Regions from separate parts of the Mus musculus genome. Here region 1 is linked to region 2. A link is a loop called in an ENCODE intact Hi-C map of the cell type or tissue named here. Cell type or tissue: left cerebral cortex. All regions are shown on one strand.

Evidence for each region. Hi-C counts contacts between places; a loop is a spot of excess contacts. Peaks named below come from ENCODE experiments on the same cell type or tissue, not always from the same donor. Only the 100,000 strongest peaks of a DNase experiment are listed, where the experiment ranks them.
Region 1: a loop joins it to region 2, with 1.9 times the contacts of the local background. A loop is called at or near these places in 1 of 42 quality-filtered maps.

What each region holds. Positions count from the first base shown.
Region 1 is chr6:57,528,770-57,533,769 of GRCm38, reverse strand. All of the region lies in intron 1 of Ppm1k (protein phosphatase 1K (PP2C domain containing)), which reads left to right. Among named protein-coding and RNA genes, the nearest start is that of Ppm1k, 4.2 kb to the left of the region's middle. In left cerebral cortex, a CTCF peak has its summit at 2,572; a DNase peak (open chromatin) is centred at 2,146; H3K4me3 peaks cover 900 bases; H3K27ac peaks cover 1,005 bases.
Region 2 is chr6:57,820,314-57,825,313 of GRCm38, reverse strand. It overlaps Vopp1 (vesicular, overexpressed in cancer, prosurvival protein 1), which reads left to right and starts at 189. Exons shown (of 5, transcript NM_146168.1): 1 at 189-387. The coding sequence starts at 334. In left cerebral cortex, no CTCF peak of the experiment used is centred here; DNase peaks (open chromatin) are centred at 645, 767, 1,943, 2,681 and 1 more place; H3K4me3 peaks cover 1,295 bases; H3K27ac peaks cover 1,236 bases.

The DNA of each region.
Region 1 (5,000 bases), 290 kb after region 2:
ACCAAAGTGCCACTTTCTAGTTACCTCACCAGCTTCCTGGAGGGAGGAAACTCCAAGCCCTCTGCTGACTGCCAGAACCCTCAGTCAGTTAATCCTGCCGAGTTCTTGTGTAAAGTGATAATAATAAACTTCCCCTTTGAATAGTTTTTGACATTCAGATTCCAGTGCCAAAACCTGCTATCGAGATAGGACTCCTTTTTCCAAAAATGAAATTGAAAAAGCTCAGGGGTTAAACTGCTGAGCAAGTAAAACATCTGAGAAATATGAAAAGGAAAGTTGGTGCAGTAGTCTTGCATCTGCATGTGTGGGTCCTTGTGCTATGAAATCAAATGGTGACTGGCAAACTTCACAAGGCCCATGAGTTGAGACTGGGTGTTAAGTAGTCCAGACTGGGCATTAACTCCTGATCCTCCTGCCTCCATCTCCTAAGTGTTGGGAATCAAACTCCTTTGGCCTGAAGTTGTTGTTCTGGAAAAGTGGGTTTCACAGTACTGTCTTGAAGATGATCTCACAGCTTCTTAAACTTTTGGGGCTGAAATTTCTGCTAAATGGAATTACTTATATGGCAATAACATTGTTCTAACATTGCAATTCTATTTATTTCTTTACTTCTTAACTTGTCAGTTTTAAAGTATCAGGTTGAGGAGGAAGATGGGGAGAAAGACATAGTCACACAAATCAGGAGGAAATGGTGGAAAAGGCGTATTTTCAGAAATTTATAATAGAGAACATAATCTAGAATGCATATTTTTAAAAGATTTATTTATTTTATGTATGTGAGTACAAGGTCCCTCTCTTCAGACACAACAGAAAAGGGTGTCACAGATGTTTGTGAGCCACCTTGTGGTTGCTAGGATTTGAACTCAAGACTGCTGTCAGTGCTCTTAATCGCTGAGCCATCTCTCCAGCCCCTAGAATGCGTTTTTACTTTTGGACATACACAAACATATTTTTAAAGACTGATGTGGGGTTGGCGAGATGGCTCAGTGGGTCAGAGCACTGACTGCTCTTCTAAAGGTCCTGAATTCAAATCTCAGCAACCACATGGTGGCCCACAACCACCTATAATGAGATCTGACCCCCTCTTCTGCTGTGTCTGAAGACAGCAATAATGTACTTATTTATAATAATAAATAAATTAAAAAAAAAGACTGATGTGGTTAAGTTGTGATACATTTTGTTTTGGTTGAGAAATAAGAAAGAATTTGAAATAGTTCGGGCAAGATTACCATTTTTCCTTTTATATACAATTACCAATATATTTTAGATTGGTTATGTTTTATATCTAGGATTCCAGGCAAATTATTTTTCTTTATTTTTTTCCTTGGCATAGTTTAAAGTTTATGCATTGTTTGTGTATATGCTTTGTACATGTTCCATTAGTTTCCTGGGATATTTTGTGTAGTATCAGGAATGACGGATGCTTCACTTTGAAAGCTTACATATAATTGTTTAAATGGTTTACTAACATCAGTTAGCTTAGATTTCTAAACCACAGAGTGGCATTCCTGATTATAAACACCTTGTTAAGTAGCTGCTTCTTAGTGGAGAAGCTGATAAGCTTATCCTGGCTCAAGCTCACTGAGCTGATAAACATAGAGACTGCTTAGGCCCCTGTCAGGTTGTCCTCCACTCTTTTCTAAGTGTGGTCTTTCACACTTCCACTCTGCCCCTCTCATCTGCTGTTCAGTTCATGGCTATTTTTGCTGGCATTCCAAGACCTCTCAGGCTGATGATGCTGTGTTTTGTTTTTCCTCAACTTGAAGCAGGAGAAATCTTTCTCAGTGTAGACCTTTGTTTGGTTTGGAGTAACGATGCTTCTCTGTCTCTGTCTGTCTGTCTGTCTGTCTGTCTGTCTGTCTGTCTGTCTCTCTCTCTCTCTCTCTCTCTCTCTTGCTGTTTTGTTTTTTGTTTGGTGGGAACTGGTTAGATTTTTGAATTGAGGGTTTTCAACCAATAAGCTACAACTCTGGGTTGTGAGCAGGTTTAATTGAAAGTCCTCATGTAGCTTGGGAACACAAGTTGCCTTTGAATAGTTTTCTTGGGTCTCTGAAAGGGATCAGTGTGGTATAGTTGTGGTGTGGCTGCAAAGGAGAGGGAACCACATAAATCTCCTTGCGTAGGTGGTACTGACCTAGTTCTGCATCACTGAGGAGCCAGCTGTATAGCTCCTCACACTGAACCTCTGCCAACAAAATGCTCTCCAGCAGTTGTTTATTGATAACTGCCCTGCTGCTGACTTTCAAAAGTAACAGTGTGGATAATATAGAGCAAGGTCAAGTTGATGATAAATGTTAGAGGCTCAAAGACACTCTCCACTTTTACCTTATCTTACCATCCAATAATATGTCTTGTGGATATTTGTTCTCCGCTGAGACTGCAGTTGTGTTTATCATTTAATTGTTATTTATTTTTGAGCATTAGAAAGAAACATAAAAGGAGGGCAAGAGTATCCTAGAAGTCTTGTTGTAAAACTTGAATCATTTCTCTACTGTCCTGCATTTCTGCTAAGTAGCAGGACATTTGGTACACATGATTTCAGGCTGAAGCCAGAGAGGGCGCTTTGGTAATCTCTGTTTTCTCTCAACTTGCTTTCGACTGCTCTAACAGTTACTTCTGTCAGTAACTATTACGTGCTATGTTACATTAGTTTGAAACTTCTCATTGCTGCCACCTATATCTCACACACTTTTACTGAAGGCTGTATCTTGGGGTAATATTTAAAAAAAAAAAAGTTTGTTTAGGACCAGTGAGAGATGGCTCAGTGAGTTAAGGTAATTGCTGCTTAAGACTAGTGTTTTTAGTCTGGTTTGTTTAGTTTTTATTAGATGTTTTCTTCATTTACATTTCAAATGCTATCCCTTTTCCTAGTTTCCTCTCCAAAAATCCCCTATACCCTCCCCCCGCCCCAACCTACCCACTCCCACTTCCTGGCCTTGGCATTCCCCTACCCTGAGGCATAAATCTTCGAAAGACTAATCCATGACATAGGAGAGGGTAGCCTGGACTAGATAATATGCTGTTAGCACTTCCTCTCATATAGTGAACTGGGAAGTAGTTTTTATCTCCTGAATTTCTTTGTAATAAATAATATCTTGTCTTTGGGGAAAAAAAAAGGACTAGTGTTTTTTTTCCTTGTTCTGTCACTGGAACCAACATGGCAGAAGGTGAGAGCCAGCTCCTTTAAGAAGTTTTGTGGCTTCCACATGTACACCAGAGCACCACCTTCCCATAATATAGCTAAATCAATAGGTGTAAAAAAATAAATAAAAATAAAGTGTTTAAGTGACTTTCATTCATGTTGCTCTGTCTCTTCAAGGCCATGGCGCTGGCAAGTGTTCTGGTGAGCACTTTATGGCAGATGGTACCATGGAAACAGGAAGACACACAAGAGAGGAACATGGACTCCCCTAGCCAGGGAGCCGGAGAGCAAATTCTGGGGCCAGCTGGGCCAAGGCTTCCAAATAATTTGTTCTAGTGAGAACTAATGGGCCCCAGAAGTACTATTTGAATGTTTCCATGATCCCAGTATGAATCTGAAGGTCTGTAAGCATCCTGGACAATCACTGGTGTGAATCTTCATTCAAAGTCTTGGGAAGCTGGATTCTGGTGTTCACTGGATCAGCATCAAAAATACCCCCATTCTGTTCATTGTCCCATGGTGTCACCTATATTTAGTATGAGTCTTTTGCCCTCTGTTTGTTTTGGACACTAACTCATATCCCATAGACTCTAAAAAACACCCTCACAGATAGATACAACACCGTGTGTATTACCCATTTGCTGTATCTCTCAAAATTTAGCCAAAAATAATTTTATAATGTTTTTAAGAATTTCGTACAATATATTTTGATCACACTTACCCACCCCCTGACTTTTTCTCGTAACTCCTCTAAAATATACTCCCCAATCCCACCTCCCTTCAACTTTGTGTCTTTTTTATTTTCTCCCTTGACTATATTTCCAATTTATACTGGCCGTCTATTCATGAGTGTGGAACCATCCAGAGAGCATAGTCAAACCTACTTGGGACAAAAAAAAAAAAAAAAAAAAAAAAAAAACCAAAAAAACAAAAAAAAAAAAAAAAACAAAAAAAAACCCCCAAAACCAAAAACCAACCAACCAAACAAAAAAACCCCTAAAAGTTATCCATAAAGAAAAGCTAACTCTCCCTCTCCATCAGCTGTACATAGCACCTCAGGGGTGAGTTGGGAAAGTACCTATGAGTGGACCCCCATTCATCCTTGAATGCTGACTCAGATGGTCTTGTGTAGGCAACCACATCTGCTCTGAGTTTCCTACTGCAGTAATGGTGTCATGTTCAGAAGACACTGTTTCCCATCACACATCCTCAGTTGACAGGTCTTAGCATCTTTCTGCTCCATTTTCTTAGAGCAGTGGTTTTCAGTGTTCCTAATGCAGGTCCTCATGTTGTGGTGACCCCAACCATAAAATTGTGGGTTTTTTTTTGTTGCTACTTGATAACTGCAATTTTGCTGTTATGAATCATAACTGTAAATAATGTGTTTCCCACAGTCTTTGGCAACCCCTGATGAAAGGGTCGCTGAACTCCCCAAAGCAGTTATGACCCACAGCTACTATAGCTGACTCCTGACCCTTGTGAGGAGAGGTGTAGTATAATGTACCACTTTTGTTTTGAGTACTCTACAAATAATTATTCTCTTCCCTTGGATGGGTTGTGAATTTCTGCATGAGTAACAGTCCAAACAAAAAGATGCCTACCTCCAGCGATCTTTGAGAGCTGCACTAAGCTGTGGTATAGAGATTGAAATTTACAAAGCAGTCTCTGTGAACAAACTACATGGTGGTTTCAGCAGTGGGGTCTTTCCATATGGTTCTGGTGGGCAACTGAGAGCAATGATGTTAGCCTGTATTGTTTAAGTCATTTCTGGGACACCCCTGACCAATAACTAGAAAAGACATTCCAGCATTGGGCTTTTCATTTGGCTTCCTATAGCTTCTGGAGGGAGTATTATCTT
Region 2 (5,000 bases):
ATAAAAACCTTCCCAGAACTATCAAGGTGAGACAAGATGGTCTCTTCCGAGAGAGGAGACATCAGGCCGTCTTCTCACCCAGCCCCGCTGTCTCCGCGTCCCGCAGCGCGCTCCACAGACTTTGCAGGCTCCGAGCCCACGAGCGCGCGCCCGTGAGGTGGATCGGGGGCGCGCGGCGAGGGCGGCCTGGCACGTCCTCGAGCTCCGCCGGCTTGCCGCGCGTCCTTCTGCCGGCTTCAGCTCGTATCCCCGGAGTCCACCCGCCCGTCCCGGGGTGCGGACTGGCCCTGAGCTGGCCGTACAGCCCGGCTTCGGACGGTCCTCGCTGGAGCCATGGGCCGCCGGCTCGGCAGGGTGGCGGCGCTGCTGCTCGGGCTGCTAGTGGAGGTAGGGCCGCCGGTTCCCCGCGCCTTCGGGAGAAGGGACGCGGGAAGGGCATTGCGGAGCTCGCGAGTCTGCGGTGTGGGGCGGCGGAGGGGTCTGATGCCGGGACCCCCTGTCCTCCCTGCGCGCCTCCTCCTCCTGTCGGCGCCCCGTTTCCCTCTCGCTGCTTGCTCGGGCTTGCGTCCCCGGGAGGGACCTTTGTGCGTGTCCACACGCGCTCCCTGTCTCTCGGGGCCTGGGGCGGCGCCTCCCGCAGCTGGTAGGAGGGACAGGGACATTTCTGCCTTTGGAGATGAAGTGCAGGCTTTTAGAGGCGAGGAGAAAAATCCCACGGGGAGCTTGGGTGGTTGGTGTACTGTTGTGAAGCCGCGGAAACTTGATGGTGGGTGGAAGCACCGCCGAGGTACAGCCAGGGTTAGAGCGGGGCTGCGGTCGACTGAACTGCGACATCCTGTGACGCGAACCACCCTTCCTGCTCCAGCGGGTTCATTCAAAGGCAAAAGAGTGGATGTGTAAAATCTGGTGTGTAAAATATGGATTGGGGTTTGGAGGTTTGTTCATACCTCCACAGCTTCAGTATTTTGAAAGATTTTTGTATTAATAAAGTCAGTTTAAGTGGGTAAGGATGCCCCTCTGACTATCACTGTCCTGCCTCAGAAAACTGTAAACTTCCTTGGTTGGGGAGTCAGCGGTGCTTGGAAAGATTCTCATTTATGCTGGAGGAAAAGTCTTTCTTTCCAGGAGAGTTAAGGGAACAGTTTCTCCAAGCTCTAAGTTCGGATCAGAGCAAAGATTGCTCGTTTTTCTTTGAAATACCTCTTTTTTCTTTTCTTTCTGTTTCTCTCGCTCACTCTCTCTCTTTCCTTTCTTCTTCTTCTTCTTCTTCTTCTTCTTCTTCTTCTTCTTCTTCTTCTTCTTCTTCTTCTTCTTCTCCTTCTCCTTCTCCTTCTCCTTCTCCTTCTCCTTCTCCTTCTCCTTCTCCTTCTCCTTCTCCTTCTCCTTCTCCTTCTCCTTCTCCTTCTCCTTCCTCCTCCTCCTCCTCCTCCTCCTCCTCCTCCTCCTCCTCTTCTTCTTCTTCTTCTTCTTTTTTAACATTTAACGTTTTTGAGAAGTGCCACTTCTGGTTTTCTTTCTTCTTGTTGTTCATATTTTTAAAAGCTTAGAAACCAAACCCTCTGGGTAATGATTCAACATTGGTTGCTGTAGAAAAGCAAACCAGAGAGCACTGTTTACAAAAATAAACGTGTGTTTACCTCAGCATATCTCCGTTGAGGTAAATTTTGTAATCTGGCAATCTCATTTGCATGTGTGTGTGTGTGTGTGTGTGTGTGTGTGTGTGTGTGTGTGTGTCTGTGTGTGTCTGTGTGTGTGTAAGGAAGATTATCTGGGGTTCTCTTGTTTCTATATTTGTGCCACTCCTGTCTCCAACTTAGCTTTGTGTGTATCCTAAAAGTCTGCTTCAAAACTGCTGATTTTATTTTTATTAGGGTGGGTGTTCTTTCTGGTTGTGTTTATTTTTTCATTTTCTTTTCTATATTTTTGTATTCGAACGATGTTTATTGAGGAAATGAACATGAGAGAAGTGGCAGACCTGCCAACACTCTAAGGCTTTACATTCAAGGGCCAGCAGTGGAAAAGCCTTCAAAATGAGTCAAGTCAATTGAATTAGCTTTTCTGGGGGAGAAGGGAAACCAAAAGTAACATCAAATATGATGCGCTAAGATTGTTGCTTGTCATCAGTTTTTTTTTTGTTTTTTTTTAATCTACTGCTTTGTTGATTTGATGCCATCATAGTGACGTTGGTTGTCAAGAGTTTTTTGGAATGGACTTTTTTTCTGTGCTGATTTAAAAAAATAAGGCAGTAAAAACAAGGTCTCAGCACCTGGAGGGAGGGAGGGAGGGAGGGAGAGAGAGAGAGAGAGAGAGAGAGAGAGAGAGAGAATGCAGAAGACCTGGAAATCAGAGTTGTGTCAGGCAGTGCTAAAGTTTTATGTTTGGGGATGGGGTGAGTTCTTCCTTTCCCTCTTAGTTGGCTGATTCAGGCTACTACAGGGGATTGGGTAATCCAGACAAAGAAAGGCAAGCTGATTGGTTCCTACTATAGGACCCTCCCCCGCTTCTTGTGGGAGATTTGAAAGACCACTGAATACTTTCAGTCAGGGAAAAAGCCCACTGGTCTTGGTGAGGAAAGAGGAGCAGGAAATTGGTTGTCTCCTGTGTTCAAGTGAAAAGTATATTAATGCCCCTACAACCTGCTTTCCTTGTCAGCCTGCTGACATCATCAGTCTAAAGCCTAATCCTTTAGTGCAGAAGGTTTTGTTCTATCCTGTAACCTGTTTCATTGCATAGGAACTTTTTTTCAAGTGCCAGGAATGGACCTCAGGGCCTTGAACAAAGTAGTCAAACTAGGCCCTCTTCTGCAATCTGCATTCTTGGATTTGTTCATTTAATTTAATTTTATTGTTTTCTTAGCTACCAGAGGGAGTCTGAACCTTACACATGCTGGGCCAATACTCTATTCAGCTACAGTCCTTCTTAAGACAGGATCTTCCTATGTAGCCTAGGCCTCAGTCTCCCACATGCTATGATTACAGGGATGGGTCACCATGTCTGATTGAATTGTTTTATCTTAATGGGGAATTTAAAACTTCTTTGAAGGGCTGACAACCTCCCAAGGGCTGAGCTCTGATGCATTCCTGAAGTTCACTATCTGGATGCTGGTAACATGTGTTTTCTAGGTCGCTCCCGTTTACATGATGATTATCTTCAGTGCCTGATTTCCGGTAGAGAGCTGTGCCCTGTTGAGTGCCAGGACAGCCAAGGCTAAAAGGAGAAGCTGTGTCTCAAAACAGCAACAACAACAAAAACATTTAATGATTTGTCACATGCAAATTTAATGTAAGGTTTTAGTCTGAGCTTTCTCGTTTTATTTTATTTTAGTTTAGTTTTAGTTTTTTTTTAATTATATATTTCCTTGATTTACATTTCGAATGCTATCCCGAAAGTCCCCTATACCCTACCCCCAGCCCTGCTCCCCAACCCACCCACTTCAGCTTCCTAGCCCTGGCATTCCCCTGTATTGGAGCATATAATCTTTGCAAGACCAAGGGCCTCTCCTGCTAATGATGGCCGACTAGGCCATCTTCTGCTACATATGCAGCTAGACACACATAAGCTCTGGAGGTACTGGTTAGATTATATTGTTGTTCCTCCTATAGAGTTACAAACCCCTTTAGCTCCTTGGGTAATTTCTCTAGCTCCTACATTAGGAACCCTGTGTTCCATCTAATAGATGACTATAAGCATCTACTTCTGTATTTGCCAGGCACTTGCATAGCCTCACAAGAGACAGCTATATCAGGGTCCTCTCACCAAAATCTTGCTGGCATATGCAATAGTGTCTGGGTTTGGTAGCGGTTTATGAGATGGATCCCCAGGTAGGGCAGTCTCTGGATGATCTTTCATTCCATCTCAGCTCCAAACGTTGTTTCTGTAACCCCCTACATGGGTATTTTAATCCCCAATTCTAAGTAAGAACAAAATATCCACACTTTGGTCTTCCTGCTTCTTGAGTTTCATATGTTTTGCAAATTGTATCTTGGGTATTCTAAGTTTCTGAACTAATATCCACTTGTCAGTTAGTGCATATCATGGGAGTTCTTTTGTGATTGGGCTACCTCCAGATCCATCCATTTGCCTAGGAATTTCATAAATTCATTCTTTTTAATAGCTGAGTAGTACTCCATTGTGTAAATGTACCACATTTTCTGTATCCATTCCTCTGTTGAGGGATATCTGGGTTCTTTACAGCTTCTGACTATTATAAATAAGACTACTATGAACATAGTAGAGTATGTGACCTTATTACCAGTTGGAACATCTTCTGGGTATATGCCTAGGAGAGGTATTGCTGGATGCTCTGAAGTACTGTGTCCAATTTTGTGAGGAACCGCCAGACTGATTTCCAGAGTGGTTGTACAAGCTTGCAACCCCACCAGCAATGGAGAAGTATTCCTCTTCCACCACATCCTCTCCAGCATCTGCTGTCACCTGAATTTTTGATCTTAGCCATTCTGACTGGTATAAGGTGAAATCATAGGGTTGTTTTGATTTGCATTTCCCTGATGATTAAGGATGCTGAACATTTTTTCAGGTGCTTCTCAGACATTCAGTATTCCTCAGTTGAGAATTCTTTGTTTAGCTGTGTACCCCATTTTTAATAGGGTTTTTTGATTTTCTGGAGTCCAGCTTCTTGAGTTCTTTGTATATATTGGATATTAGTTCCCTATCAGATTTAGGATTGGTAAAGATCCTTTCCCAATCTAGTGGTGGCCTTTTTGCCTTGTTAACAGTATCTTTTCCCTTACAGAAGCGTTGCAATTTTATGAGGTCTCATTTGTCTATTGTTGATCTTAAAGCACAAGCCATTTCTGTTCTGTTCAGGAATTTTTCCCTGTACCCACATCTTTGAGGCTTTCCCCCACTGTCTCCTCTATAAGTTTCAGTGTCTCTGGCTTTTTGTGACGTTCCATGATCCACTTAGACTTCACCATTGTACAAGGAGATAAGAATGGATCAATTCACATTCTTCTACATGATAACTTTCAGTTGTGCCA